Regions from separate parts of the Homo sapiens genome. Here region 1 is linked to region 2. Evidence: read pairs that join two places in POLR2A ChIA-PET (ENCODE). Cell type or tissue: OCI-LY7. All regions are shown on one strand. Each heading gives the region's core, and the rest is flanking DNA. Links, peaks and the distances in the headings are about the cores only. Region 1 overlaps RBMS1 (RNA binding motif single stranded interacting protein 1). Region 2 overlaps TANK-AS1 (TANK antisense RNA 1).

Region 1 (4,394 bases), core at 324-4,323, 740 kb before region 2:
TGGTCAGGCTGGTCTCGAACTCCTGACCTCGTAATCCGCCCACCTCGGACTCCCAAAGTGCTGGGATTACAGGCGTGAGCCACCGCGCCCAGCCGTAGGGAATGTCTACCTGCGCATGCACGTGGCACTCTCTGACCGAGGTCCGGGGACTTTCCCCTAGGCGGAAGGATCTTATCAGAATCTCCATGCCCCACCCTATACCAAAAGCTCATTGTCTTTCTTGATTTCACGTTTCCTTAGCCTTTGGAACAGTGCTCTCAATTTTCAGAGCATACTCATCTTACCAATGTCAAACCCTATATAAACCCATTATCCAGATGCTTTCCCTTACTTATTGCTCGTGGAGGGTCAGGATACCATGCCAACTCGTACCTCTGAACTCCCATGGCTCCTTACTACTGCTTGAGTCATCCTTGCACTCATTTCTGTTTGAATGCTCACCAAATTCCCAAGAGCATTATTCCAAATCTTTTGTCATACTCCTTAAACTGAAAATCCCATCTTTTTTATTTTATAGAATCTGAACAGACAACCTCGCCTCCTTACTGAATCCTAAGCTTTCATAAAAAGGTGAGCTTCACTGGCCTTCCTGCCTTCTCTAGCATAACCCATTTTCTCCTTCCTGTAATCACTGTCAGGAAGACTTCTGAGGAGCCCTTTCCTGTAAGACTAATCCTGCCTCAACCTTTCATAAAAGTAAGCCCTATTTCCAAATATTCCCTCTTTTTTCTAGCACCTTGCTTTACCTACAAACACAGATGCTGAAATAATCTTGTCTCTAGGCTGTCACTTGAAATTTTCAGGAAAAAAACTCTCTTTGGCGTCTGACTTTCCTAAAGACACACCCTCTTCATTCATTCACTCTTTAAACCCTTTGGAATGTGCTTCCCTCACCCCTGCCTCCACCCTCCTTTCCCGCCCCACTACACACACAGGACTCCACTGAGACTTCTGTTTTAAAAGTTTACAAAGACCTCCCAATGGGTATTTCCAATGGCCCTTTACTAGGCTTTTGTCTTTCTTGACCTCTTGGCAACATTTAATGGAGCTGACCACCTCTTCTTAAAACTTTGTTCTCCTTGGCTTCTGTGACACTCTCCGGATTCTCTCAGTTTTGTGCCACTTCTTTCCTCCTACTTTGCCTAAGGCTCCCCCCTACTCCTGCCCAATATAGAATCTGTGCTCCCCGAAGTCTGTCCCATCTCTTGTCTTGACACATTCTCTCCTCGGAGTGCTTTAATCCATTCCCAATGCTCCACCTATTAAATCTGAGAAGTTTCTGTGCTTCTTCCCCAGAGCTCCGGTTCTCTAACTGCTTGCTAGAAATTTCTGCCTGGGATGGCAAGTGGGAAGAATAATGTGTAATTCATGTGGACAAGTTAAAATGGCCAAACCAAACTCACTGCCTTTCCCCCAGAAACTCTTATTTTGGTAGGCTGAATACTCTAAACCACTCACCACTATATCTGCCCATCTTCCATATTCCTTTGAGGTGGGAGATGTTTTAATATAACCAATGTACTTGTTAGACTATAGATATTAAAGGTGACTGTATAATTATGAATGACGTATATTACCAAGAATGAAATTTGCCATATAACAATGTGTTTGAGAAGATCCAGGACAAACACGAAAATCCATGCAGACATGTGAGGCAGCTTCTACTCTGACTTCAAGGTAATCTCAAGGGAGTGGTAAAGAAATGCTTACAACCATCTCCCCAACCAAAATAACTTCTTAAAGTGGTTTTCACTAGGGGTGTGTGATTAGCCATTTAGGCTGGACGATTCTTCCTTATGAGAAACTGAGCTGGACACTGCAGGATATTAAGTATCCCTGGTGTCTGGACACCAGTATCAGAATTCAACAATCCCTCTCCAATTTATTTTAATAGCAAAATAATAACAGTAATAATAATAATGATGATGATGATGTGGAAAATCCTTGTAATAGAAAGGCTGGGTTTTTCCTCATCACTGAGCCCCAGAGCAAAAAAGGTTGCAGTAACTTTTCATTTTCCCAATCATTTACGACTAGAAGCCTACGATGGTCTATTCCCGAGACCTTCCCCTCCCCATCCAGCCAGTCACCAGCCAAATCTTGTCAATTCTTTCTACACAATATCTTGAATCCATTCTATTTAATACATTCACACTGCCACATTTTACATCTTTATTTCAACTGAGACAATACCTTCTAAACTCAGGCTCTGCTCTCACCCATTTTAGCAAGCTTGCTCCTATTGACCTCTGTTCTTCAAACTCTACCCTGCAGTCAACCTAACCTGAACTACCCACTACTTCCCTGATAAAGCCCATGTTTTCTATCTTCAAATCTTTGCTGAATCAATGTTCTTTTTACCTGAAATGTCGCCTTCCATGATGCAACCAATTATCCTGTCTCCTGAGTTAGAAATTTTGTTCAAGTTCTTCTCCCTCTCCTTCCAAATGCAGTCACGAGAACTTTTGGAGGACACAGATCCCTCTGACAAATGGATGAAAGCTATGAATCTCTACCAAAGAAACAGCCAATGTATGCACATTTTGCATACAATTTTAAGGGCTTCCTGTATTTCAGTATCTATAAAATTTGGTCACTCCTCCTGCCTACAATTTAACTGACTTCTTTTGGGTCCTCACTAGCTCTCAGCAGTTTTAACAACTAGCTAGCTGGTTTCCCTGCCCAGTTTCTCCCCTAATGTGCACCAGTATTATCTCCTGCATGCCACCAGTTTACTTCGCAAAGATTCCTGTATGCTTTTTTTTTTTTTAAATCACTTACACCTACAACTCAATTAATTATAACTCAATGTTTCTGAGCCCCTCTTAAACTTTCAGTTTAAACAAAAGAACTATTCACTGTCTTAGAATTGGTCTGATACATTTAACATATAAAACTGAGAATACAAAATAGAGCCAAAGTACTTTCTAGAATATCTGAATTGGCAGGGTTGGGTTGATCACAAATGGTCTTCCAAAAAGGATTTATAGGCAGTTCTCCAAAGAGGAGAGAGACAAAGAGATTTTGTCTTAGAACAGAGAAAGAAAATGCTGGACGATAGGACCGATAACTAAGAAAAAAAGGGGGAGATTTAAGAATCTAAGACAATTCAAAACAATGAGGCTACATATTTGCTCCCAACCTACACAGCACCAAAACAATGAGACTGGAACCAATTTTGCAAAGTGATACATCAACTAGCAAAGTAAGAAACAAACAAGGTAAGAGTGCTTTCTTCTCTCTTAGCCCCTACTTCCCCTTCCCTCTCTTCAGCACTCCCTGCTCCTCCCCATCTTGCTCTGGAGCTTTGCAGCCTCTGCAGTGCACACCTAAAACTCCCCAGACACACTGAAAACTCCCCTGGGTTATACACTAACAGCTGCTTCTACAATGCTGACATTATCTGTACCTTGTACTTCTTACAGAAATCCTTACTCTTCCATTATACATTAAAGAAACCTCTAAAGAAGCCACACCTCCCACTGCACGGCCCTTTCAAAAAGGGAAAAGCTTGCACATGTATCTCGGAACTGGAAATTAAATTAAATTAAATTTAAAAAACGAAAGAAACAAAATGAAAAATACAAACATATATATGAGGAAAAAAAAAAAAGAAGCTAAGAGCCAAAAAGCAAGTTTGCAATGAAGACAATCATATGTATTCATAATAAAATAAACCCAAAGGATTCCAACATAGGTAGGACAGTCTTGGCTTGTCACATTTAATACAGAAATTAAATGTGGAGAAAATTTATCTGTCCACAAAACAGCTGTAAGTCAAATGAAAACAGGTGATTGTGATAATGCCTCTATATTTAGAATATTTAGAACAGCTACTCTCCTGAAAAGTAATCTAGAATATGAAATTTCATATATATAGCTACGTTTCCCCCTCACTAACTCATGTACATAAATTTGTGCCTTAAAAATGTTTCAAAAAGTACAGAAGGCATATTTAAAATATGTATAAAAAATAGGAAAATTTTAAGTTATTAAGTTAAAAAGTATCTGTCAGAAACAAGTGATTTCTAAAAAGGTAGGACAGGAGTTTGCAGGAAACAAAAATAATACATAAAGAATAGGAAAGGACCACCCCTCAAAACTCAGGCATTAGAAACAAGCAGTACCTTCATGCGTGATTGAAATTCTCAAAATGAATTCTTTGCAATTTCACCACAATTTTGAGACATTTAAAAAATACAATTTTCTAGGTTTCGTTTTGTTTTGTTTTTTCACTGTCTTTTTCTTGATAGCCAAAGGACTGCATGCTCATTGTGGGGGACAAGAGAGACTGGATGGTTGAAAAAAATGTAAAGGATCATAAAAAACAGTCATTTGTGATTCTATAGCAGAGGAAGCCATTTGTTAATATTTTGGCATATTTCCTTCCAGTT
Region 2 (4,394 bases), core at 135-4,134:
ATGAATTCGTCCTGTAGGTGTCCATGTGATCATCTGAACCAAGTTTCTCAATCAAACACCCACCCCATGCAGCCTGGCTACCTAACTAGCTACTTGGCCAGAGTCGCAGGCACCTGGGTCTCCCTCCGAAGGAGGGAACCTATTTCTAAATCCTAGTTAGCAATTAAGAGACCTGGCTTTCTTGCTCTCCACTTTCACTAAAAAAAAAATTTCCAGGATTCTTCTTAGGGAGGCCTTTCGACCAGACCTGCCCTGAGAATCCTGCTGCCCCCGGGCAGTGATGTCCGCATTCTTTGACTAGTAACTCCCCTCAGCCATTCTTCTCTCCCTGAATAGGAACCTGAGTTTTGCCTCCCACCCTCTAACTTGGGCTTGGAGCTGCTCATCCCACTCCTGCCCTGGTCATTATACCCTAACCCTTGCCAATCCTGGCTTAGTACCAGTTTGCTTCCTCCTCTGAAGGAATTTCTGCATTTTTGTCAGCCCTAGTCACTTGATTTACGACTCCAAGAGAAGGAAAAAGGTGGGGAGTAGGGAAATAGGAAAAGGAACTACTAGAGACGACAAAAATTAAAACTTCCATCTGCCTCACATATTTTGCCTAGTCTAGAACTGGTTAGTGGCATAGGTTTTAAATTTCATGTACTCAGAATTTCTTCAAAAAGCTTCTCTAACTGTAGCTTCTCTGTTTTGGCTGTAGGACCCTCTCTCAAACAATGCCCCACCAGATTGAGGCCAGCATACCCTGGAGTAGCCAGTTCTGCAGGATCCTGGGTGTCAGCCAAGCTCAAATGCCAAAGTAAATAGAGGAGGGAGGGGGCACAGGATGAAGAGACCAAAGAAAGGGGCATTTCCCAGTCTAGACAGGAGCGCTGCTTTTTTTAAAAGCTGTGTTTTTAAAACTCTGCTCATTCAAAACTGTAAATTCTTAAGAAGTAAGTTTTCCTTTCACTAGTGGCTATCTCACTTTTTTGTTGGTTTGTTTTGCTATATTTACAGCACGGGATAGGTTGGTTTTATTTTTCCATTGCACACAATAGCATTTAATATTTAGCATTTCATCAGTAAGATAGTTATAAAACCCATAGTTCCAAAAGAAATGTAATGCTTCATTGTATGTTAGATGAGTACGTAGAAGCCTTTAATCATAAGTTTATTCAGCATTTTAGATACTTTTGAAATTATTTTTTATAGAATAATTTCATCATAAGTAGCAATATCTCAGATTTATTTAACATATAATTTAAGAGAGGGCAGTGTTTCAAAGTGGAAAACAAACTAGACTAAGAATCAGAAGTTCTAAATTCTAGACCTTTTAATAACTGTTGAAGTTTAGGTAAAGCCTCAGACTTCTCATCTGTAAAATGCAGGAGCTGAAAAAGGAGACTGCTTAATTCAGTTTTTATCCAGCTCAGTAACTTTATATGCCAAGAGTGTAGTGCAGTAAAAAAAAGAAATGCACTTGGATTCAAAAGACTCACATTTTAATCTAAGCGCTGCTTCTAACTTTACTTGTGACATTGAGCATTTACCTTCTCCTGTTTCCCTCATCTGTAATAAAAAGGAAATGGAACAGATGTTGTCTAAGGACATTTCCAGCTCTAAAATTTTATATCAAAGAAAAATGTCTGTGGTGCACATGCTGTCTTCCGTTTGCATGTAAAATGTGATGTTTTGCTCTAAGCAACCTAAGAGAAATACATGTATTTGTAAAGCATTTCCCGAGTTTGCTGGAACACACTTTTATCCCACGAACAGTGAACCTTAAGTTCTCAAGGCAGAAAAGCTGTCTTAAGAGCCTTGTTTGCTTCACCTCTCTTCTGAGTACCTAAGCTCAGGCTCTGCAATTGAGCTTAAACCTTATTACTACAAAGCTTCTTCCAAGTGACTTCTGTAGGCCATAAAGACAACTATAATCAAATTTGGTTTTTACCTCCTGTTTATAAACATGCTTCTTAGGTCAAAAAGCGACTTCTTAAAGGTTAAAAAGCCACTTATCAAATAAACTGAACTTTTAAATTTTCTTACATAAAATGCTTAATCCAAAAGTATTTTTGTGTTTACAATTCCTGGGGTTTTTGTTGTTGTTGTTGTTGTTAAAATGCCTTAACTATTCACATAAAGTATCTTGCTTCAAAAGGAAGTCAGAGCTACAGTCACGAGTGGTTTACAGAATATTTTCTGATAGTCTTTGCTTCATTTCAGTATCGTGCCATGATTGGCTGTTGCTAGCTACAAATAAGGAAGTCTTCAAGTTGGGGGATTTCTCAGTGGAAGTTCCCACTTCAACATAAGGGAGAGCTCTGGACAGTTTGAGCAGCATTGTTAGAGCCTGTGGAAAACACTTTACAACTGTGTAACTGTCTTCATCTTTACAGAGGAATAGTCTACAAAGGAAGACTTGTAACCTGGAGAAGAGGTAATCTAATTTCAATAGTTCCTACTGATTCTTAACCTAGGAAAGGGGCCTGGATGTCTTAAACTGAAGTGTTGCAGATGTGTTACCCTCTTACTCTTGCTATGTGAGTAATTTATGACATGATTCAATAATGCCTTTGTAGTTAACGTCATAGTTAGAAATTTGGCCTTTAAAAAATGGCTGGACGTGGTGGGTCATGCCTATAATCCTAGCACTTTGGGAGGCCAAGGTAAGAGGATCACTTGAGCCCAGGAGTTTGAGGCCAGCCTGGGCAACATAGTGAGACCCCATCTCTATTTAATAAATAAATAAGTAAATAATGGGGTCCCTAGCCAAGACCAAGGAAAATTTTAAATTTTTTTTAATTTTCTTTCTAACTTTTAAGATAGAATTTATGTCTCTACCTCAATGATTTTTTTAAGTTTATATCTGGAATGAGAGCCTTCTCCAATGAATGATTTTTATAACATAATGTTGACATTATGCTGAAAGATATTTGGCTTAAGTTGTTCATAACTTACTAGGCTGAAAAGTAAATTAAAGTAAAAATGTATTCATACTTTTTTGGTTATATTTTTAAAAATCGATCCTGGCCTGATCCAGTGTGTCTATACAAACATTAACTCAAGGCTGGGCATGGTGGCTCACTCCTGTAATCCCAGCACTTTGGGAGGCTGAGGCCGGCAGATCACCTGAGATCAGTAGTTGGAGACCAGCCTGACCAACATGATGAAACCCCGTCTCTACTAAAAATACAAAAATTAGCCGGGCATGGTGGTACATGTCTGTAATCCCAGCTACTTAGGAGGCTGAGGCAGGAGAATCACTTGAACCCAGGAGGCAGAGGTTGCAATGAGCCAAGACAGCACTATTGCCTAGGCAACAAGAGCAAAACTCCGTCTCAAAAAAAAAATAATAATAATGATTAACTCAAGTTTAGTATTTTTCTCATCTCATAAAAAGCACATGATAGTGAATATTTCATTACACTAAAGTGTTAATCTTATAGACAATGCTGCATCTCCTTGGACCATTTAAACTTACACAGTTATAGTAAACTAGTCTTATTCTATTATCAATTAGCCCTCATATTTTCACAACCAAAAATGAACATTAAATACCATGTAATATTTCATTAAGTTATTTTCTTAAGAATAATCATAGGAAAAATGACAGCTCAAAAAGATTAAAAGTCAAGAATTATTATCACTATTGTTACATTATTATAATAGCTGTCATATTCAAGCTTGTAAGTGGCAGAACCAGGGCTTAAACATAAATTCATATCACCTCTTTATCCAGGGCTTTCTGTTACTACTGCCCTGCATTCTTATAATGTTAAAATAATATTTGAGAGATGTCATATCCCAAAAGATGGAGATTCTTATGATAGAAAAAGGAAGATGACTTGGCCATGTTCACGCAGCAACCAAGTCATTTTTAGAAGCTAGGTCTTTCTTCTCACTCACCCACTCCCATCTCTTCACTCCCTCCAGGATACACTTCCACATGCATACAGGTGGGCACACTAGTGTGCCTCCAAGCAGTTAGCTTCAGAGCCGGAAGAAGATGTGGGGTTGTATACCCAGTCTAACCTGCCTTCAGGTTCTGCCCAGCAGCCAACTGGGGACCTAGAGCAATGTCTAGTTACTTCTTTTAAACACTTATGACATTGAGTCATAGAGATAACTAACTAGATGATTAAAAATAAATAAAGCTCCCCTGAAAAAGTTCTGATTAGAATTTCATGAAACTTATGCACTAATTTGAGGAAAGTGATCATCCTTATAGCATAGAAACTTCCTGCCTGAATATTCTATTAATATGTCTTTAATGTATTAAGGCCTCAGTAGACATAGAAGTTCTTTATTTATCATTAAATGTATTCCAATATATTTTGTTTTGTCTTCTTGTGTGTGTAGTAAAGGTACTTGATAGGGATATTCTTTCCACTATATTTTCTAACTAATTATTG

What was found. Peaks named below come from ENCODE experiments on the same cell type or tissue, not always from the same donor. Only the 100,000 strongest peaks of a DNase experiment are listed, where the experiment ranks them.
Region 1: POLR2A ChIA-PET joins it to region 2 with 10 read pairs; 2 of 35 experiments call an interaction of 5 or more read pairs at or near these places.

Annotation. Positions count from the first base shown.
Region 1 is chr2:160,396,769-160,401,162 of GRCh38, forward strand. The region is part of intron 1 of RBMS1 (RNA binding motif single stranded interacting protein 1); the gene reads right to left. Among named protein-coding and RNA genes, the nearest start is that of MIR4785, 8.9 kb to the right of the region's middle. In OCI-LY7, for the core only: no CTCF peak of the experiment used is centred there; no DNase peak of the experiment used is centred there.
Region 2 is chr2:161,134,645-161,139,038 of GRCh38, forward strand. All of the region lies in intron 2 of TANK-AS1 (TANK antisense RNA 1), which reads right to left. It also overlaps a transcript of TANK not described here. Among named protein-coding and RNA genes, the nearest start is that of TANK-AS1, 23 kb to the right of the region's middle. RefSeq lists an enhancer at 2,154-2,493. In OCI-LY7, for the core only: no CTCF peak of the experiment used is centred there; DNase peaks (open chromatin) are centred at 2,227 and 3,977; H3K4me3 peaks cover 2,842 bases; H3K27ac peaks cover 2,678 bases.